3 separate regions of the Mus musculus genome follow, and all the other regions are linked to region 1. Evidence: chromatin loops called from intact Hi-C (ENCODE). Cell type or tissue: left cerebral cortex. All regions are shown on one strand.

Region 1 (8,000 bases):
TAGCCTTAAATCCTTTTGAAGTTCAATCAGGATGGCCCTTTGGTTGGAAAAAAAAAACGGATAAAAGCCCCTCCTTCCTTTCCCTCTCTCCTCCCCCCTCTTCCTCTATCCTCCCTTCCCCAACACCTCCCCCACCCCCCTGCATTAGCCCTCTCAGAGCATTTGGACTTCTAATCTAATGGTCTTAACATAGGACCTTAATAAAAGGTCCAAGTGTAAAACAAACAAACAAACAAACAAACAACGACAATAAAATAAAATCACCACTTAAAAACTTTACAGAGAAAAAAATAGGCATCTTGTTTGGCTTAAGCATGAAGCATGTCTTATTACACAGATATCGACAGATACCCATATTCCTTTGAACAGATGTTTAATAATAAACATAGTGAGAGAGTGAGTGGGGTGGGGTGTGAGTCTCCATCTGCCCTGCTTTCTCTGGGTTCCTTGGGAACTGGCAGCACTAGTGGTTACCAGCTCAGCGTCTTCTACAGCAGACTGAATCTATGCTAGTCACGAGGGCATATACTACTGTGCTGCTGCTATTTCATCTTTCAGGTCCAGCATCTCCTGTTCCCAAGTGCAGGGGCTTATTTGAGATTTTACCCCTCTCAGGAGTCTCATCCACAGCCCAAAGCTTAAAACCTCAGGCTTCTAAACAAGAGGACAGGGTTTTTGATGATTCTACAGTGAAGTCGACCACTCCTGGTAACCAGAGAATCTGGTCTGAGATGCTGAGCGCCTTTCCACATGCTCCACCCTCCCCCGTGCGAAGGCTTGAGCTGAGACCAGAGCAAGCCATTATGTATGAAAGAGGAGCAGACCTCAGGGTCTGAGAGGACCCGGGGCGAGGCCATGTAATGGACCAAGACTGGTTTGTCAGAGGCTGAGACCAGCTCAAAGAAAAGAACACAGGTAGTGTTCCTGTCTCCAGATTTACTCTCCAGGAGGAACGCAAAACAGTCCGGAGCAGAGAATTAGGGATTGGAGGGTTGGGTACTTCAAGACCTGGTGCCTCTGGCTAGGACAGATCTTCTCTCACCAGATAAGCTGTAGTGGGATCCATGAACAACTTCTTGGTATCCACACTGCCTGTCTCTCTCAACACTATCCCACCTTCCCGCCTTCCTCTACCTTTGCTTTAGAGTGTTAATGACCCCCCCCCCCAGATGGAAGGGCATCCATCCTTTTCTGCCTTTCACAACCCCCTTCCTCAAAAATTAAAGTTCTTGTTAAACAGCTTGTAAAACAGCCAGTGGTGCTCTAAATAACAGCTACCGGGTCAGCCACTTTCTCCAAAATAAAATTACCAGCCAGCCTGAAATCGTCTTCCAACATCAGCACCAAATAAAGGTTTCTAAAACCCACACACATCCTATGAGCCTTGTTGTCATCTCTCTCAGTAATCCGGACGTGTCACTTCTCCAGGTTCTCAGGACCCAACCGCACCCAACCTCCCAGCTCAGGTCTCAGACCTCTTTCCGTCAGCCTTCCAACTTCCCAACCCCCAATCAGCCTCAGACCACAGGCAGGTTCTTTGCCTGGCGAGCACTCTGCAGCTATGTCAAACAATGCAACCAAAGATACCAGAGAGATCCGGAAACGCCAGCAAAAGCGGACAAACATTAATTGGAGATGAAGAGCGGGGATTTAGTCTCCGCAGCGGCGCTTGGAGCGCTGCGACCGGCTGACACAAGCTCCACCTCACCCATCCACCCCAGGGCGCCTTGGTCCCCACCTCCATTTCCCTACCTTCGTTGCTGGGGCTGGCCAAAAGGGTCCGGAGCGCCGCACACAAGAGAAGGCACGTCCAGAGGGGGCCCTTTAGAGGTGCCGAATAGCAGCCTGCCAGAGAGGCAGGGACGCGGGGGGTGTCGTCGCCGCCACCTCTGCCCTGGGTCCGTCGGTGTCCCGCACCGCGGGGCCCGGAGCCCCGCATTTTCTACTACCCTCTTCTGCCTCTTGTGTCCTGCGTGGCTCAGCCTAAGGTTCAGGCTTGGTGGAAGGGGCGAGAGAGACGTGGAACTCCTCCTCCTGGTGGGGTCCTGTACCTTCTGGCTCTCGACCCCTCTAAATGCGGGAATCACAGATCCGCAGAGACCGCTGAAGAAGTTTGCTTCTGGCTCCTGTCGCCCTCCCTTTCAGTTGGATAAGATGAATTAGAAGTTCTGATGGCTAGTACAGTCCTGGGTGGGCTCGGTCAAGGGTCTGTAGAGGGTCGGGAGTCCCGCTTCTTTGCCCTTTAAGACTTTTTCTTTTTCTGGCACCCCCCTTCTTCTTCTTCTTCTTTTTTTTTTTTAAGTGCCACCAGGGTCGGAGTGGTGGTGAAGGTTCCCTTTCAGTCTTCAGTGCCGATATGGACGAGATTAAAGAAGACGAGTCATCTTAAATCAAGATGATGTTTTCAATAAAAGAGAGAGAGAGACAGAGAGAGAGACAGAGAGAGAGAGAGAGACAGAGAGGAGGGAGGAGGGGGGAATCAAGCAGAGTGTCTACGGATCAAGGGGAGAAGAGTAGAGCAAACGGTGTGTGGCAAACACCGAGTAGAGTGGAGCCCAGGCAGCAAGCGATCTAGAGAACTGGAGAGGCTGGCAGAGGGAAGTCAAATCGCTGCGGGCTGAGCTCGGCCGGGGGCGGTGCGACCGGCGGAGCGGGCTGGAGCGCGGGCCCGAGAGCGCAGCAGAGCCCGGAGGCTCGAGCCGCTGCGGTTCCCGCTGCTCAGCGCGGAGGCGGAGTGCGCGGCGACCAGGGCGAACCGGCGACTGCACCCGCGCGGCGCTCGCTCGCTCGCTCGCTCGCTCGCTCCTGCTGTGTCTGGAGCTCCAGCGTCTCCCCGAGCCTCCCGACTCCGCGCCTCCCACCTCCTCCCTCCGCCCTGCGCTCCCCCGCCCTCTGCTGCTCGCGGCCTCGCCAGTGACAAGCTACTGTAAGTGTGACTCGCTTAAACGAAGTCGCACACCCACAGAGGGAAGTAATCTGCAGGCTGCCGTGGTGAGTGTTGCCTAGCGGTCTCTGAGAAAGGCGCGTCTTCCTCCCGGGATAATTAGGGTAAAGAATCCTCGCTACAGTGCCTGCGAGGACCAGAGGTCCCTGAAGGAGGAAGGGAAGCCAGCCCTAGCTCAGACCGCAGCAGGAGGATCAGTGGGTCCCTGAGTCTGGCATAGCGCCTGCTGCCCTTTGCAGACTGTGGCACCAACAACCTTGTCGTCATATAACAGCACATTCACAGGCTCTGCTGGTCCGTGGATAGTTTCTTTAACACCTATGCCCCTCGGTTCCTTTGACCCTTTCTGTTCTTCTGGAATAAGATAGTCACTCAACGCTTTCTTGAGAAGTAAACTGTAGACTAAAGTCAGGGATAGCAGGTCGCTTTGAGATCTCAGAGAATCAAAGAATTTGACTGTTGGCATTTGTACTAGGCTAGGCACTCTATACTACATGAAGACTTAATTCATTTATTTCAGTGATAGAATACTTTAGTATTGAAATTACGTAATGGGAAAACATGCAGTTAACTCCAATGAAATTAACATGGGTATAATAATGTCAGAGCTTTAACATTTTTAATTATTTTAATTGCCCGTGGTTCATTACACTGAAAGAATAACAAATAACCAGGAAAACGCAGCTGAAGGGCATCTCCGTTTTTCTGTGCTTCCCCTGTGTTGTGTCAACCTGCTTTAACATCCATCTTCAATTTACTCGTTCATTGTTTCAAAAAGATACACAAGAAGGGGAATTTTAGAAGGCCAGCTCTCAATATCAGAATACAAAGTATCTCCCAAAATGTGTGTGTGTGTGTGTGTGTGTGTGTGTGTGTGTGTGTGTGTTTTAAAGAAGAAAGGCATTTCATTTAATTCCGGCCTTTGATAACTACTTTTAAGACTGGGCACCTGCTCACACTCACTAGTCTGTTGATGCCTTCAAAATAAATTTGTCACAATGGTTAGACGGTGCCCTATGGGTTTTGTTTAGATGCGTTCAATAAAGGAGAAAGAAACACTGCAGCGGTGGCACACTCGTTTAAGGAGATGGACGCTCATCTTTGACCCCCCCCCCAAATGTTTTGGCAATAGGAAGCCGAAAACAGATTCATTCTATTATAATGTTCTTCGAATGCATGAAGCCAATATAGAGGAGTGGCAGTGAATCTGTCTTCCAGTTTGGCTAAGAGCCTCACTTCGAGATGGAAAGTTAAAATTTATGGGTCTATTTGAAGACCATTCAAAATACGAGTCTTTCCTCCACCTTGGTTTATAGCTGAGTTACTTAAGAATTTCAACACGGAATAGCAAGGAAGAAATCTAAGGCCTTGCAGTCCACAAGAAAGCTAGAACAAGACATGGGCAGTTCGGTGGCCTCTGAGTATGTGCTTTACGTCTTTGAACTCAGCATTCTTATTAGTGAGATCGATCGGGAATTTACAGAGTCTTCAAGTTTACACAGCCTTCTTTACAGTGTGTGTGTGTGTGTGTGTGTGTGTGTGTGTTTGTGTGTGTGTGCCTGTGAGTGTGTATCTGTGCTACCACTCTAGAGTAGTAATAATGTGTAATTATTTAATATCAATTGCATATAAATCAAATATATTTACCATAGAGTTTATATTCCGGTGTTACAAAAGCCTTAGACAAACTTTCTGTGTTATGATTTGGTAAAATTTGAAATTTGATGTTTGCTTTCACTGAAATATCTCATGCTTCTCTGATTTTGATGCCTGATATTCCTTTCCGTAGAAGTTTCCTCTACTCACACATTAGATTTCCTCACTCTACAGTGCATTGCTCCACAGCTAGTACTGATGCTCAGATATTCAGGCCTAAGGTTTTTCTGACAAGATACCGGGGGGTGGTGGGGGGGTGGTGGGGGGGGGTTGTTTCTTGAAGGATCCACAGCTTGGAGTTTCTATCAAACAATACAATATCAACATTTTCCAAATGTAAAACTAAAGATATTTGTCTAAGTACATACACAGATTATAATACATAACATATACATTTATATATGTAATAACGAAACAAATATAGTCTAAACCAAGCATTCCCAAGAATTTTTTGGACATTGGTCATATATGGCTTTAAAAGTGTAATCTTCCACTCAAGATGAAAGATTTAAGTGATTCAGAATGCCTAATGTAGAACCGTTTTTATTGTCCGAGTATTTGTTAAATAGTATTTAAATTTGATGTCCCGTTTTCCTGAAATGTCTCAAGCTTCTCTGATTTTGATGCCCGGTACTCTTTTCCGTAGAATTTTTCTCTATGCATACATTAAATTTCATCACTATATACATATTTTGAAAGAGATAACAGCTGTAAAAGGAGATCCCAAAGACAATGATTATTTTTATCAAAGATTGTTAGTCAGAGAATACTATGGTAGTTGTTTGGCATTGGCCTCAATTTCAAAGGAGCTGCACTCGGCCATATGGTATTTTCTTGGCATATAATTAATCTTTGCCCACACTGTGGAACCAAGGCTTTGGGTAAAACTAGAGTTGTATTTTTCTTTCATACCTACAGTGTTGCGCCATAAAATGTTAGCCCATCTTACTGGGTTGAATGTTCTAGTATCTGTATTTGTCATAAAAATTATGTTTCAAGATGAGAATGTCTCTGATTTCTTCTTAAATCTTTGCTTTTCTACTGTGATGGATTATTATTTAGGTTTGTTTGCAAATTTATTTGCTCTTAGAAAAAATTATGTACGGTAACCTTGACAGAACACCCTGAGAGTTGAGTGCCTTGTATTTTCAATGTTGTGGATATAGTGAATAAGTTAAAAGCTTGCATTTATCTTCTTTACGCTCAAAACAGAATAAAAGCAGTCATGGTACAAAACATTATCTTATTTACTGAAAATTTACTGTGTATGAAGTATTACTTGATTTCACATTAATTACTTCAGCCATAGTGTGGGTGGATATAATTATTAGTCCAATGTTAATGAGAATAAAGAGGAAAGGAAGGTAGCTGACCTGACTAGTCATATAGCTGGTAGAACATTTGAATTTTAACACATGTTCTGGCTTTATTAAAAAAAAAAAAGCTGGTGCAACAGAAGTAAGGGATAAATGAATTACTGTATAATGTTGAATAAACAGAAACAGTGATCTCAAAACTCCACACTAATCAGAACAATTTGATAAAAATACGTGTCTATGATTGACTTAAAGCAAAATCAAATAATACATTAAGTAAAGGATGAAGGAAGAGGTAAATAAAGAAACTAAAGATATAAATAATCTCAATTTGGAGACAAAGATCAACAACCACAAACATGTATTCTATAATTGTGTGTGTGTGTGTGTGTGTGTGTGTGTGTGTGTGTGTGTAGTGAAGATAATGTGCCATCAGGATTAAGATCTGTAGACAGCTAACATTAGCCCAGATAAATGGCATAGAACTCATGCATAAAACATTGTAGAAAACAACAATCTCTGTAATCTTTTAATTTAAATGATTTTTGTCATTATGTAATTCTTTTCAGGGAGAATTTTGTAAAAAGTAATAGTAGGGCAAATAAAAGATGGTCTAAAGAAACTATAAAACACCACAATGAAGTTATTCTTTTTAGGATTTCTATTTGCTGCATGATGATGTCAATTATTTTGATCTGAAAGAAACTATTCATACTATATTTACGCAATCAAGTCTCTAAGGTTCTGAGACACAATAGCAGTATACTTCAATATATCCTGGCTTTTTTAGTAAATGTGGAATAATTTATTCAAAGTTACGTCAATAAAACATTTTCCCCTAAAAACCTAGATCTAAGTCTCTCTATTAATGATCCACATTTCTAAGATTTAATGGGACCTATATTTTATTTACAGGTTGTTGGTTATCAGCTAGCACTTTAAAATCCAGTGAAAAATCGCATTTTATAAAATTAGTAGACAAGACTCAGGAGATGGCTTAGTTGTAAGAAGTACTCACTGTTATTCCAGAAGATTTGGTTCCCAGCACCCACAACAGGTGGCTGGTGCCCACTGCTGGATCTGTAGGCACCCTCACGGCATATGTATACGCACTGACACCACACATGACCATCAATAGAAACACAAAAGAAATAAATGTGAAATAATTGAGTAAAGGTTCCGAAATATAATTTCATTTTTAACAAAAATTCAAAACGTTACCCTAGAAACTGAATTTACTAAATACATATATCATTATCACTAGAATACTTTTCCTTTCTTTGGCTTTTAAGAATAGAATAGAGCCTTCACACTGTTATTAAAGGAATTTTGTGGTAAAGGAGGAAAAGATGTTCATATAAATCACTGTGAGCCCAAAAGCCACAGTGGCTCATGCTGGTTTATTCTTTAATCATCCACACACCGATGATAGAAGTTTGAGAAAATTGTACCACAGTGCAAGGCCAAGGCTGCTACAGCTTATGAGGAACCAAACTGTCTTTCTAGGATGTTCTTTGGCAGTTGTGCTTGCCTCCAGCATCTTGGACAACTGGTGTCATGTAAAGAAGTGGACAGTGAAATAATAAGGACTCTTGAGGCTAAAGAACTAGGAAAGCATCCTCAGAATGATGCTATTGTGCCTTCTAAAATCCCATTAAATTCTGGGCAATCTCCTGAACTGAATGTATTTCACAGAATGTGAAAAAATAACTCTGGTAAGTTCCATAGTCTCAGGACAGAGTATTACCCTCAGTATACTGCTGTCTTAACAGCACAGCTAATTGACTCACATGGTATCATATTTTATAACATAAGTGGCAGTTTGCTAGGAGCAAAAATTACTAGACTTTCTCAGTGGCATGAGGAAAAACAGAGCCCCACATAGGGTTTGCTGCTATTGTTTATAGCCTGGGAAACAAGATTCTAGGTAAGACTCAGCAATGACAGTCTTGTGTGCTTCCTGGTGACGTGTTAATTAGAAGCATCATTCGAAGCATGTTTTAATAATATTATCATGCCTTTCTAACATGGCTAATTAATTAAGCCTAGTAACTTTGAAATTTTTTCCACAAATTAGTGAAAAT
Region 2 (8,000 bases), 91 kb before region 1:
AACATAAATTAGTACACCATATGATATCTCTGCATTAAGCACTTACGTGGTTGCTGCATTATTATCTTTATTTCTGAAATTTTCTCAATGTCTTTAATAAACACCAATTGTTTAGAGTAAAATATATTTAATTTATATACTTTATAATAAGTACTGTAGACATGCATTAAATAGTAAAAACATCAATACATACTAGTGTCTTTGCATATGAGTCTCAAATTTCTTCTGCATATCTAAGGTTCACCATAAGTAAGCATATTCTGTTTCCCATACCCAGCAGAAAATCTCCTACATCTGGTATTCAAGGGTGATACCTATGTGCCATTGTCTGTCTTCCTAGACTTCATAAGGAACAGCATTGCACAGACTGTACATATTGGTTGAAAGAACATTAGATTAAAGAAGGAGTGATACTATGTATGATTTCTTACAGTGCTGACAGTCTAGAAATGTATTTTTTTATATAGAAAGCACATAGATATTTATATAGTTTGGTTTACCTAGTTAAATGATATGTAAGATCATCCTTTTATATGTATGCTATTCTAGAAATTATAATTATATACAATGCAAGTTAAAGAAATCATGATTATTCTATCCCAGAGATACTCTAGATTTATATTAAAATGTATATACTAATGAAGACACTTTATTTTTAATAAAGAATAATAAAGAGGAAGTATTCCAGAAAATAATATAATATCTTCAACTCTATGTTATGGGCCTATCATCTAGTAGCTGCTATGAAGCTGTAAAAGAAGAAGAAAGTAAAGAAAAATGGAACTCAGCTATCCAGACTCTTGTCTTTAAAAGATAGACAGTGAAATAAATTGAGCAACTTGAACACAAACATTCTGAATCCGAATCAATGCACTTAAATAATTTCTAGATTGTTGTCTTTCACACTCTCTGTCTCACCATTTTCAAATTAATTTAGGTAGCTTTTAATACAAATACCTTGTTTGTTCCATAGATTCTATCAGGCCTCTAAAGCTAAAGTGATGTTTCCCACTTTTCCAATTGTATGTGTTTGGTTTTGTTGGCATGGATGTGCACTGTGGAAACTTAGATTAGTGCTTCTCAACCCTGCCTCAACAGTAAGGGAGGATATCACATAAAGTACTTGCCAATCTCTGGAGGTGGTTTTTCACTTTCAAAATGAAGTGTAGAATTCCTAAGGCTTCCACTGGGTGAGATCAAAGAGCCTGCTAAAATCCTCCCTGACATCTCTGACCCACATTCTCACTCCCATCATCTCATAAGTATCTGACTAAAAACATTAATGACAATGTTGAAAATATGGCTTAGAATGAAAGGGAACAAAAAGCAAGGACAATATTCTGTAAAACTATTGTAGAACTCCAAACCCCCAGTAGAGCATGGTTTAAGCTGAAAGAACCAAAACTCATCTATTTTTATTATCCTTATGTGTCATACAGGAAAATAAACATGAGGGATGAGCTAGTTAATTGCCAGTTCATGGTGTTTCCTCCTATCTGAAGGGTATGTGCACATGTATACACACACACAATCATGAACATACATACATGGATACATAGAGCGCATACATACCTGCAAACACAGGTGCAAAAATTCATAAACACCTGCATACATACATATGAATACACATGCATGCATACATGCACATATCCACCCATGAATATACAGTCACACACACAAAAACCACTTTCATTTTATACTTGTATAACTCCTAACATTGGCTGAAATTTTAAAATTAAGATTAGTTTCTTATTGTTGAATAAAATAGCATTCTTATTGTTGAGTAAAATAGAACCAACAGTTCAATTTCTTTGATGTTTTTTGGTAATGTGCCTAATTAAAAATAACTAGGCTCCCCAATGAATAATTACAGGAACACCTAATATGCTATACTTCCAGCCACTTTTTTGTGCATCAAAAATATGAGCCAGAAATATGAATGATCACCATATTGTTCCCTGCTGTATCTGAACTCTTTCTGAATCTAAGCTCTTTCCTGAGTTGGGTATTTTCACTTTTCCTTGCTGCGCAATCATCTCCCAGTTGGACAATTAACAAGAGCTTTTCCTCCACAGCCCTTGAGGGGCAACATGCTTTACCCTGTATTTTAGCACGCACTATATACCTTCTTCACTCCAACTGGTTTTGGCAGTGACCCACAATCTAAATCTCTTTTCCCCATTTAATAGAAGTGAAACCATAATTATGTAGGGCTAATTTCAAATTACTACTTCATTCCACTCACAAGTGATGAAGATTAGTGGTCTTGCTCTGCATCTGAGTATGCCAGCAACACAAGCACGGGAGAACTCAGCAGGCAACATTTGATTCATGTGAACTCAATTACTTCTGTCAAACACATCCATTTCAATAAAAAGCAGAAACTTCCAAAATGGGCTTTTCTAACCATTTTGTACTAAAAAAGAAAATCATATGACTCCTGAGGGGAAAAAAATAACATGGAAATAATGATAAATAATAGGTAAGGAAACACACATGGCTAAATGGATTTGAGTTAGTATTTGTTTCCTAACACAAACAAAGTTTCAAAGAAATAATTTTGCATACTTATTGTTGTTAATTAGAGAAAATGAGGCATGAATTTCAGCATTATGAAGCTAATATATAGCAGATTTTAAGTTAATAAAATGAAAGCTAGAGTATTTTATTGTTTGACTCAACAGAGATTATTACAGATACAGCTGTCCACTTCTCTTAAAGGAAGTTCAGTGGGAGTTTCAAGTGGTATGAAGATAAAGGGTCTTACATTGCTTAACTTGCCTTGGCCACTGAACCTATGCTATGTTATTAGTAAGGATGAGATAATATAGTTAATTAACTGCCTGGCATTTTCAATCCTGAAATGCAAATCCTGGAAATCTTTAGGTCAAGCCCAACGTGCCTACAGGTGTTATAGCTCACACAGGATGACTGACTAGGCTTATCATGTCATCACCCAGAGAAGTCTGCAAATATTCATATATGATAATGTACTGCAGCAAATGTATTCAAATTTCAGCGTCTTGACATAATTACAGCCTTAATTAAACCTTAACCTAATTTGGTTAGCAGAGAAAGTAAGTAATTAAATGACATTATGTAATAAGGCCACTTTATAAATATATTTCAATAGGCCACTTTTGTGCTTTGACAAAATTGACTAAGATGGTCTCCACAGTCTTGAATACATGAGATGCCAATCAATTCATAGTATGAAAATGACTTATTTTTGCGTATTGAATTTGGCCTCTGAATACTTGATAAGAAACCATTGTTTTAAAAGGTTTTGAGTTGGGGAAAAATCTGTATGTGAAGAGAAATGTAAAAATAAATAAGCCAAATGGTATTTTGTGTAACATCACATTCTCTTTTCTTTTGGTTGAATCTACTACCTTTCCTCCTGGTTTCCAATTTCTTTCTTACCCCTGCCAGTGTAGTAGAAAGAGAAAGAATTATTGGGGACATAATAAATTATAAACTAGGTAAACACTTAGGAGTCTAAGTCTAAGAAAGGGCAGTGTGTGAGTAAACAAGAGGGAGGCATGCCTAGAACTGACCAGTTATAGTATCCCTCCAGAAGAGTACTAGAATGCAGATTGGAAGGGTGAGTAGAAGTTAACCAGGAATGATGGAGACAGATGACCATTCAAGGGGGTGAAAGAAGATTATAAAAAGAACAAGTAAAATGCTTTCTGAAAAGTTGAACAAACAGTGCATGCTTCCAATGTAGAGAAGAGAACAAAGAACAGTCAAAAATAAGGACAGACCTAATCATGATCTGTGCTGGCTAATTTTACGTCAACTTGACACAAGGAGAGTCATCTGAGAGGATGGAACCATGATTGTAAAAACACCTCCAGGGAATCAGGCTGTGATTGGACAAGAGTGTAGGACATTTTTAAAACTAATGATCCATGACTGTTAGTGGATCCATTAATGAGCTCAACCAGTGGTTGGTGGCCTGCTGAAAGAGAAGGCTGAGCAAGACACGAAGAGCAAGCCAATAAGCAGCAACTCCTTCATGGCCTCTCTATTGGCCCGCCTTACTGGATGCTGCCTTGCATGAATTCCTGTCCTGACTTCCTTCCAGGATGAACAATGATGTGAAAGAATGAGCAAAGAAATCTTTTCCTTCCCAAGGAAGGTTGCTTTGGATCATGATGTCTTATCACAGCATGCAACCCTAAGACAGGATTGTATATATAATAATAATAATAATAATATATATATATATATATATATATATATATATATATATATATATATATATCATAATGCTCACTACTGAATTTTAAAATTCAGAGGGGGAGAAAAGACACATGTGGAAAGCAGGAGGCTTTTTATTTCTTTATAGATGCTACATTCACAGGCTTTTAAGTCAAAACTATGCATAAAGCCATGCATTATAATTTAAAACATAGTTCCAATAATATCTAACTTTAATTGGAGAAGGAAGTAGAGGAGAGTGAATGATTCTAGGAGCGAGATAACTGAGTGGTAATTTCTAGGGAAATTTTTGATGGTTTGAATTGATATTTAGGAAGAAAATGTCTGAATCAGTCAGAGACTTGTGGCCAATAATATTATCTGAAACATCACTTTCAACTTACTATTTCAGTAGCGCAGATTACAGTGGTATAATTTAAGTCCAATGGCATTTCTGCCATTCCTTCACACATATGCACTATCTATATAAAATTTTCCAGAATATGTGAGAGCATATAAGGCCCCAAAGCAAACTCTCAATTTTTTGAGAGTTTATTCAATAAGAAGGTAATTTATAAAATCAATATGTTTAAATTCTACTAAAATTGATACAAATATTTTATACTATTAAAGACAATTGACTGGAGCAAAAAAAGTGTCTCAGCAGCTAAGAGCATTTTGCATACAAACGAGGTTTCATTTCCAGCACCTACATGGCAGCTCACAATGGTCTTAAATCCCTATTGCAGCACCTGATGTTCTCTTCCTTCTCCCGTGGGCACCAGGCATGCTCATGGTACAGAGACATATTTAAAGGTAAATACTCACACATAAAAAATTATAAAGTATCTGAAAATGATTAAAAGAGGCATTATTCATATGAATATCTCTGTATACAATATACTGGCTTGTACAGTCGGTCACACTGAAAACCTTGAAGACTGCCCCAGCAGAGAGACAAACTCAAGAATTTAGATGCATTCATTTATTTTCTTTAATTATTATTGTTCAACATGAGTGTTTTGCCTGCATTATTTTTGTGTACTACATACATTCTTAGAGCGCAAAGAGGTCAGATAAGGATGTAGGATTTCCTGCAACTGAAGTTAAAGACAAATGCTAACTGCCATATCAGTGTTGGGAATTGAACTCAGGTAGCCAGTGCTCAACTATTACACCATATTAATATGGAGGAGTTTTTAAACACGGCTTTTGCCGTTCATCCGGATCTCACTCACTGTGCTCGCTACTCAAATTATGTAAAGTATGAGGCTAAATAATAATATAAAATGTTAACTTCTCACACTAGCAGACATTCATAGAGAAGCCCTACTCCCTCGAGATATGACACATTCAATGATAAGTGCCAATAGAATATTTTCATCTCATCATTCAAATTTTACTCTCTAAGGGTGCAGGGGCTTCTTATACCATCTGTTAATTGGAATGAGAACCAATTTTGTAGTGGTCTAGTTTAGCCTTTACCTACTCCTTAAAATAACAAAAGATCAGGAGATTGTTGCCTTAAAAATAAAGTTAAAAAAATTACTTATAAACTTTTTATCTATAATATTTTATAATGAACTACAGTCAATATTAATTTAATTGATGTTTTTACCATATAATTGCATATGACCCCACCATAAACAAATGTAACTGTTCAAAAACAAAAACCAAAGTATTAGACCATTTACATAAACCTAATCAAATGAACTGTTTCACTACTCCAAAACCTTAGAATGATTTAGACAATGTCCACTTGACAATGTTCCTAAGTGTATATGTGTGTATTTCTGTGTATATGTGTATCAAGAATTTACATTGAAAAATAACTATGTAATTAATTATAGGTAATAATGTAAAAATAACAAAATAGGAGCTGATACTGAAAAAGGAAATGTTAGTTCATGCAAGAGTTTTTTGAGAGAATTAATAAACCAGCCTCATTGAGATTGCCAAGTAAATAATACTGTTTTGTCTCTATTGATGTTTAAAGAATCTAAAGTCAAGCTTGAGCAAACTAGATAGGTTAGTACACACAAAAGAGCCTTAGAAAACAAGAACAGTTATGAAGAGACAGAGGGTGTGCTCAGCATTGGGTTTTCTCCTCAGTCAATAACATGAACCCCTTGTTGTTACTTAAAATTAAGATATCATGAGAGCACACATTTTCAAAGGAAAAAAATATGCTTTCTTTTTCATACACTGTTCTCTTTGGCATGAAGTACTATCCTGTTTCAAAAAGCCATTGATAAATATCCAAGTCTGAAAGGGCAACTTACCACACTGGAGGCAAAGTGAGAGCATTTTCAAATGAATGAGGAAGCATGCATGATCAAGTTTCAATTTAAAAGAAAAATTAGAGCAGAAAGAAAAAAAAAAGAAACTCTCCAAGTGCAAATTGCTTTGAAATGACCTTTCTGTATTGGCTCTGTCTCCGAACACTTATTTTCATGGGGCACTGGTTATTATGCATTTAAAATTGATCTATAAATTTTGAAAAGCAAGCATCTAATTGCAACCATATGTAAACAACATAGTAAGCTAAGTCCTGCAAGATGACATTTTTTTTTTTCTGAGAAGTTCATATTTCTAAACCTGCTTTTGAAGAATTTTTAAATGGCAGTTAAAAGCATGCCAGGACAAGGTTTTTTCGCATTTACATTCGGTACAGCAAAACAAGGATAGAAAACAATTTCATGATAGAAAAACCACAGCGGTAGATGAGCAATCCTACAATGGATGTTGGCAAGCTATTGGCTGTGCCATTCAAAGGAAAACTTCTGAAGATAAGGTGAATATGAAACACCATATGGAGAGCCAGAGAATCTCTGAGCATTAATTATGTATCATCAGTAAAATCGTGCATTAAATCTTTCATCATTGCTCAGAAATTTTGATTTTCAGAGAAGAAATCAAACTGGAAGGGAAATAATCTCTATAAACGTATCACTTCTAATCACTGGTGGAAACACATATACATGATCCAAGAGAAGTTCAAGGCCCTCACAAATGGACAGGCAAAGGCTTACCTTGGCAGGTACCATTTTTCTCTTCATATCCAGCCTTGCACATGCATTTCCCAATGGGAACCAGCCACTCCCCTTCAGCACTGCAATGCATCTTGGGAGGATCATCTGTCACAGAATGGTTGACGCAGGAGCCTGACACCTCTAACAACTGTGATGAATCTGCTCCAGTGATAGTGTCAGGGAAGATAGCCAAGTGTCTTACTACAGAGGGACACTTTTTATAGTAGACACGGACAGAAACCAGAGCAATGCAAGCACCGACATCTTGGAAAGCAAGATAAAATCCCTTTTTGCTCAGAGGTCCGACATCTCTGACCTCTGTATTCAGTTTCATGACACGGTCACCAAGATCAAGTTCTGTGAAGCTCTCATCTGCAGCGATGGTATCAATCTTGATGTATTGGTTCTCTTTGATACTTCTCCCATTCTCATCATCTGATTCAAAATAATACATGTTAAATGTCTCCTTACAAGTCCCCAGTCCTCCAGGAAGGCTGTTGCAGTCCCTTAAAGTAAACTTGAGTTCAATAAAGATTCTGGAAGCACCTTCGTTAGAGATCCAACTGGTCAACAGCCAATTATTCTGATTCTGTTCCATAACTTTGCACACTTGGTATGTGTGGATGGGGGCATAGTTCTCATCAACTTCACCAATCTCTTCCCACTGCACAAGATAAAATAGAAAGATGTGAAAAAGGTTTGGAAACTCAGAATGAAACAGAAAAGTCATAAAAAGTCATAAAGCTAATTTATCCAAAGAAA
Region 3 (8,000 bases), 140 kb before region 1:
TTTTTCTTTTTAATATAAAATATCAGAAAAAGATTATGTGCCATTAAATGTTTTAACCAGATGTAGAATATGTCCAGATTACCTATAAAGGAATATTAACTCACTTCAACTTGAAAATATTTTTGTCTGAATTTTTATCTGCTTAAGCCATCTATTTATAGTAATTACAGATGTTTTGTTTTCTTTTGTCTGTAGTCCAGTATATTCCAAATTCTTTTGTGCAGAAACTAAACAAATAAACATTAATTCTTTGAAATCATTTAAATGCCAGTATTTCAAGTTCAACACCAGCACAAAGATTATTGAAATTTTCTCAGAATGTTAAGAAAAATTCCAGTATGTATGAACTCTAAGATCTTAAACGTTGTTATAAATAACCAACAATGTAGCCTGATAATATTTTAAACAAATTTCTTTCCCATCAACCATAAAAAGAAATGCTTTCTTCACACAGGTAGATTTTTTTATTCTAATGACTGAAGACCTAAAAAAATTACAGCTTACTTTACAAAGTAACTCATATGTATAATTCATTCATTGACTATTTCTACCTCATTCATAGCAGAATTATTATTCATAAGGCCCCATGTGACTGGTTGTGTTATTACAACCTTAAAAATAGTGTTCACTGCTGTAGAAGATGTACTAACAGATGCTCACAAATGTCTGGCTTGATGAATCAATGAGAAGAAAGGAAACAGGAGTGGTCTGTGTAGGTGATTGTGTGGTGTCCATTAAGAAGTGTCTAAAAAACACAGGTGTAAGCAGAGAGCAGTGACAAAAGCATTCTGGGTTCAACTTGAATTTTTATACTTAGTAGACTTCTCTCCTAACTGCAGTAGCCTATATATCAAGTGGATAGGTTACAGGAGTTCAAAGGCAAATGAAATGAAGACGGAGCAAGAATGATTCTTCTGGTATCACTTTGGTTATGAGAAGGAAAGAAAGTAGATCATAAAAATGAACAACTGAGACAGGGAAGCTATTTTCAAAAAGGTTGCTTAATATACCATGCCTGTGTGCCTGACATATTCCACAGTTAAAATGCCTCAGAAAACCTATTAATTTTTATTTTTCTATTATTCTGTGAAAGCTAACACTCTGGTAAAGCCATTGAAGTTATCTTCTATAGAAGAAAAATGGTTTTGATAGCTCTGGAAGTTTCTATTTGATTAGTATGGAGTTAGCAAATTAGCTCACTCCCTGGTGGGAATTAGAAATGCAGAATATAAAAAAATTAATCTATCTGTGAATATTATAACAAATTTGACATACTATAAGAAAGAATTAGTGAATCAGACTATAAATATGAAAATCATAGTAATTTAGTAAAATTTAGTGAAAGGGATGGATGACAAATGCATTACAAGCATGTATAATCACTGCCTTGGTTCTGGACTCTCATAAAAGAGAAAAGACAGGTAGAGGTATAGCTATAGCTGTATATATGTGTAAATATATATAATATGAATATCTTTCCATATATATTCCTCCAGGGCAACATGTTTCAGGACAAAAGGCAGATTTATAAATTCTAGAGGTGCTTGAATCTGTATCGCTGTCATGAATGTACAGGTGTCATCTGACCTTTGTTTCAAGGTTATGTGGAGAAATGAGTATAGTGACCTTGCACAAATGTTGTCTTTTGACTGTAATGTAGGAATAATATATCCTCTGCCTTGAAAAAACACGTGCTAGATATAATAGAGAATTGGTAAAATACAAACAGAACATTTTCACAATTATGTGTGTGTATGTATGTGATATATATATATATACATATACATATACATATATATATGTATATGTATATATATATATATATATATATATATATATATAGAGAGAGAGAGAGAGAGAGAGAGAGAGAGAGAGAGTTCAGAAAGCCAAAACTCAAATATGTCTAAAGATGAGTGAGATTAAAACTCAGATTTCTTTATCATCTGAAAAAGCTGACTAGCAACTAAATTTTAAAAAGGAATCATGGATTCTGGAAGATCATTATGAAATCAATGAACTCCTTAAATAATTGTTAACATAGAATTCTATAGACAAAAAAAAAACCTCATTCTCAGAATTCAAGAGGATTTTCGCAGTAATGTAATTTTTTTTTTCATCAGACACCAAGTTAAAGATATCAAAAAAGTAACCATCAATAAATATAAGAGATTCACTAATAATAAAAATAAGTCAAATGTAAATATATCAAACTACAATTAATATTTACTCAAGCTTGAGAAGATGTGCTGTTTGAAATAAGAGCCAACAGACATGACAGAATGCAGTGACTTCCAGTTGGGGAAAGATTCCCTGAGCAATCGACCCATGGAAAGAGGGTTACTATAAAAAGTAATCTTTAATATGAAAAGATTCTGACATCTGTATGACAACACCTAAATATATTTAGTACGTTTTAAACTATTTATGACTAAAGAGATCAATAAAGGCTTAATCTAGAACAGGGTTTTGACATTGCTTTTATTCTTTACATAGGAAGATTTATATTAAAATTTTTATATAACAAAACCATTATATACATGGACATTTGGAGTAGATTAAGTCATGTTAAAATTAGTTCAGGCCATGTTAATATGGATAATCTCCTGAAGTTTCTGTGACTGTTGCTACTTGGCTGCCCATAAAGCACACTCTACATTGATAAAGGTTTTATATAATACTAAATATTACTATTTTATTTAATAAAAAACGTAATCCTAAAATAATCAAAATTTGCAAGAAATCTATAATATAACTTTAGGATTATTCATCAAAGCATAAAATGTAGAAAAAACATTTTGATATTTGATGATTATTATAATTATTATAATAATTATTCTTATAATAATTATAATAATCATGAAAATCATTGATTGTGAAAAAAAGAAATAAATCTAAATAGTTGATTTTCATCCATTTTTACTTCCTAAACATGGGCTTTCTTCATTAACATTAAAAGATTTAAAAATATTGTGATCTATTTTGCATCTATTTTATAAGTTATAGTGATTGAAATTCTTCTGAGTTTTCTGACACCATTGTAGAAAATGGTTAGGTTTCTATAAAAAGGATATTTCAAGAACAAACAAACAAACAAACAAACAAACAAAAAACCCAGAATACCTCAGTGTACATGCATGAATCAATGCCAAAATGCAAGGTAAAAGAAAAGTCAAGATTTATATATTATTTCTAATAGTAGAGCATGCTATATTCAACTTCATGTAAAGCAAGGTATTATCTTACCACTCAGTTTTCTTTTCTGAGATTATTTACAGCAAATTATCCCTACTTCCCTGATAAATTTAAGAGTGTGCATGCCAAATACAAATATGGATTTTATTATGTTTAGTAAGTACGATGAGTAGTTCATTAGTGACTCTCTAACATGAACAGTTATAGTGTTTTAGACATAAATAGTATCAACTGCCAAGGGAAGTAGTGTTATATCTCAGTGTTATTAGCAGACCTTCCTCATCGTGATTTTATTTTCATACTTCCATATTAGATATTTCCATGTGGACAGTAAAATGGACTATTAGCTTCTAATGTCTAGTGAATTACATGAAAAAGAATTTGGAAGGTATTTGCAAGTCCAAGTCGTTTTCTTTCGCTCCTTCAGCCACAACTCAGAACAACGTGAAAATGATGGTAAGGTCAAACAAGCTGAACAACCTTTTCGGCTGCACTCCGCATCTACCTGTGTTCTCAGCGATCTTGTTCTCATTCTCCACACAGAGGAAAGGACCACCTCACTAATGAAGCTGTCCTCAGGCGTGGTGTCCTGGAGTCGGCACCTCCAAGGAAGAAACCGACTTCATCAGTGTTTAAACTTAAGGAGCTGAGAATGTTTCCTGGTTGAGCATTGTTCCAGTTCTTTGCACCGACTGCCATGGATTCCTGGAGCTTGACCACATTACAATTTTCACACTTAGCAACTGTAAAATTGTTAAAACGCTATCTTTCCACACGGTTTATTCGTTATTACGGCTACGTTTGGCGTACTTCCTTAGTTACAAGCTTTAAATGGCACTTTCATCACTTCCCGGGGTAACCTTGGCCATGAAATCGGAAAATCAGATAATTTTCTGGTCCGTTTTCCTCTTTTTCTTTGGACGAGATTAGATTTTGCCACGCTTGACTGACAAACCTCATTTAGAATTCAACAAGAGGCCTGAGTCGGCCTCTTTAAAAAGTGGGAGGTGAGATGTCTTAGCCAGTGATGAGGAATAAAAGGCCAATTCCAACTCATCACACAAAGGCAATTAGTGATTAATTTACAATGTGTGACAAAAATACTTGGGACAGTATAAAGAGTCTCTTCATGTTAGGCCATGCCATGATTTAACATTCTTCAAAAATACCAAGCAGACAAAAACACTTGGGACAGGGTAAAGAAATTTGGTGTTTGATCACACCTTATTTAAAATTCTGCAAAAAAAAAAAAAAAAAAAAAAGAAAAAAAAGAAAATACCAGCCATGCTCAAGGGGCAAAAATGTTTATCCTGCATTTCCATTTCAATGTTTATTTTCAAGCATGTAAAACTGGAAGGAAAGAGTCAAAGTAAACAACAAGAAGAATATGATGAAGAATATGATGAAACATCTTACTGTAACACAATATATAATGTCCACAAATTTAAAAATGCTTTCATGAAAAAGAAAAAAAGAAAAATGGCAAAACAATAATATTTAATTTTAGGAAATGGCTAATATGACACCAAAATCATACATTCTCTATGGCATGGTAACTTATATATTATTGACTTTATTCTCTGCATCCTGTAGGGTAAAACCATTCAATGATAAGTTTAGGAATGAGACGCCCTTAGATCCTTCTTACAAAGTTTTGTGCTGAACTGAAAAACACAAGTGGATAAGTTAGCAGGAAAAGCTGACCAAATAGAGGGATTTATGAAAATTCCAAACCCATCATCTGCAGTCTATGTGATGGAAATGTGAGACTTTAGGTAGAGTATGGGAGTGCTTGTTTAAAGCCAATTTTATTTTCTGCTAACTTCTCTACTGATAGCCTGCGCTGTCTAAGCTTATCCTAAGGAAACTAGTCTTAAAAATAAAGGTATGCCACATCTTACGTCATAAAGGTTCTAGATATTTCAAAACAAATGTTCAGTTGTCCTCAAAGTCTATTTTGACATATTTGATTTCTGATTTATTTCCAACGAATTCAAGGCTCCAACTAAATATTCCGGTAGCAATAAAACTCTAAATCGTTTCTGAAACATTCTCTGCAAAGAACTGCAGGTCACAGCTGTTTGCATAAAATGTTAACAAAATATTTGGGAAGGATTGGACCACCTCTCTTAATCCCTTCGGCTGTGTAAATATTGCAGTTCACAGATCAAGTGTTCAGATGCAGGATTTTAAATGTTTTGAAATGAATTATATATGAAGAGATTCACAGCTGTCTGAAAATTTAAATAACAGTTTCAACAGAAAAAAAAATCCACAATATAGCAGCAGGCAGCATCATAATAAAAAGCTAGGGTGAAGTAAGATTTCATTTTATTTTTTAGCTGTGTTCTTGGACAGCTGTAACAAGCAACCATATGCTTGAAATTATTAATCTAACTCAGTGGATATCATTACAACTCCAGGAATAGCCCTTAGTAAGAGAGGTTATCACAGGCACAAAAAAAAAATTAATAAGGACACAGAACACATGAATTTCAAAGTTCATTAAAACTTTTTATATCCTTCTTGCTTTGAATTTCATATACCTTTGAATATTTCAGTTAAGTAAATAAAAAAAAATCAAAGATTTTTTTATACTTTTGTTGTACTTTTGAAATTTCTGAAAATCTGCGATACACATGTTGATTTTAATGTTCATATTTCTATATATGTTATACATTATATATGTAAATTTATTATATATATATGATTACTATCCATATCATTAATTTTATATGTAACTTTATAAATTCATAGGACATTTTTATTTAATAAGGAATATGTTAGGCATACTATGGGTAAAATTTATATAACTTTCTATATTATTGATGAAATATATTATTCAATCAGCATGTAAAATTATTCTTACTAAGAGAATATTTTATATAAATATGTAGGAATTCTCCAAATTCCAATATGCAGATGAAATTACAATATTATAAATGCATAGAGCATTGTAGGGTAAATTGTATTTCCCCTGAGTATCTATTTTTCTAGCATCACAGATAATATGAATGCACAATTTACATCACTGACATAATACCCCCTCCAGGGGTAATAGGAATCTATCTCCATTATTAACTATCTGATGCTTAACTTTATCTACAACATGTTTTCCTCTCTTGAAAAACAGTAGTGCAGTTTAACTTATTATTTTTCATATTGCCAAAATTTAATGAGTTATTGCTCTATATCAGATATCAATTTAATATTACAGTAAATGATATTTATATATAATATGATATATAATAATATTGTATATTTTATATATCATGTATGTATACTTTTAAATAATATATATTTGTGTATTAATAAATACATTTAGTATAAAATTATATAATAGACATTCTAGCATGAACTCTCAAGTTTCAGATATCATGCAACTTCCCTGTGGTACCATACCATAATAATTTTCAAATAATGGAAACGGCATAGCTATAATATAAAATGTCATCTTTCTGACAATGGAACAAATGTAGGAAATGTTAGATTACATTTTTTCAGTTTTGAGACAAATATACTTTCTAAACAGCTTTATATGGGTTGTCTATCATAAACCCCTGCCCATAATCAAAAACTGCTTTCCTTTTAAGTGTCCTTCTCAAACCCACTCACACTGTCACAACAATTTTCCTGACATCTCTTCAGTAGTAAATAATATGTATCTTAGATGGGCATGGTGGCACACGCCTTTAATCCTAGTACTAAGGAGGCAGAGGCAGGTGGATTTCTGAGTTCAAGGCCAGCCTGGTCTACAAAGTGAGTTCCAGAACAGCCAGGGCTATACAGAGAAACCCTGTCTCGAAAACAAACAAACAAACAAGCAAACAAACAAACAAACCAACAAAAAACCCAACCAACCAACCAAACAAAAAAGATTATGTATGTTTACATAGCAAATAAAGGATGGTAGGGAACAAATAACATATTACAATCCATGGAGAGGAAGTATTGGAAGTATGTATTTGAACACAATATTATGAATCAAAATATTGATTCCCAAGGAAAAGTTATAGACATACCCCTGTTCCAAGTTCCAAATTTTGAAGGAAATGTCAACCAAAGACTGTCCCACCTAGGGAAACATTCCATCTACAGACATAAGATCCCCCGACCCACTCTTGCTGATGCCAAGAAGAACTTGCTAACAGGATCCTGGTATCGCTGTTCCCTGAGAGATTCTACCAACTCCTGACTAATAGAGATGCAGATACTTACAGCCAACCATCAGACTGAGCCCAGAGCCCTCAATGGAATAGCTAGGGGAAGGATTGAAGGAGCTGAAGGGTATTGCAACCCCATAGGAAGAATAATATCAACTAACTGGACCACCCAGAGCTCCCAGGGACTAAAGGACCAAACAGAGAGTATATATGGAAGGAGCCCTGGCCTCACATACATATGTATTAGAGGATGGACTTTTCTAACATTAATGTGAGGGAATGCCCTTGTTCCTGTGAAGGCTTAATGCCTCAGCTTGGGCCATGCTAGAGTGGTGAGATGAGATTGGGTGAGTGGGTGGAGGAGCACCCTCATAGAGGCAAAGAGGAGTGGGAAAAGGGCGATATATTGGGGCTGTATTGGAGGGGTAAATGAGAAAGAGATATCATTTGAAATATAAACAAATAAAATGATTAAAAATGCATATATCTACCTTTTTCTGAACTCCCCAAGATCTAAAAGAAAATGATTAAGACTAGATGAATTATTTGTTAATGGAATTATGTTTTTATTTTTAATATCACATATAATATATACTCTATCTAAACTGTTATTGAAAGCTACACTAGCAATTCTGACTGGTGTAA

Evidence for each region. Peaks named below come from ENCODE experiments on the same cell type or tissue, not always from the same donor. Only the 100,000 strongest peaks of a DNase experiment are listed, where the experiment ranks them.
Region 2: it touches region 1 in a loop (2.3-fold over the local background); 4 of 42 quality-filtered maps call a loop at or near these places.
Region 3: it touches region 1 in a loop (2.6-fold over the local background); 4 of 42 quality-filtered maps call a loop at or near these places.

The regions. Positions count from the first base shown.
Region 1 is chr5:84,414,567-84,422,566 of GRCm38, forward strand. Epha5 (Eph receptor A5) reads right to left here and starts at 2,816. Exons shown (of 16, transcript NM_007937.3): 1 at 1,753-2,816. The coding sequence starts at 1,939. It overlaps Gm42163, which reads left to right and starts at 2,172. Exons shown (of 4, transcript XM_030254978.1): 1 at 2,172-2,210; 2 at 2,548-2,991. The coding sequence starts at 2,172. In left cerebral cortex, a CTCF peak has its summit at 3,007; DNase peaks (open chromatin) are centred at 533, 702, 1,663, 2,639 and 2 more places; H3K4me3 peaks cover 3,516 bases; H3K27ac peaks cover 3,334 bases.
Region 2 is chr5:84,323,990-84,331,989 of GRCm38, forward strand. Epha5 (Eph receptor A5) reads right to left here. Exons shown (of 16, transcript NM_007937.3): 3 at 7,239-7,902. Among named protein-coding and RNA genes, the nearest start is that of Gm42163, 89 kb to the right of the region's middle. In left cerebral cortex, no CTCF peak of the experiment used is centred here; no DNase peak of the experiment used is centred here.
Region 3 is chr5:84,277,693-84,285,692 of GRCm38, forward strand. The region is part of intron 3 of Epha5 (Eph receptor A5); the gene reads right to left. Among named protein-coding and RNA genes, the nearest start is that of Gm42163, 140 kb to the right of the region's middle. In left cerebral cortex, no CTCF peak of the experiment used is centred here; DNase peaks (open chromatin) are centred at 3,810 and 4,068; H3K4me3 peaks cover 688 bases; H3K27ac peaks cover 540 bases.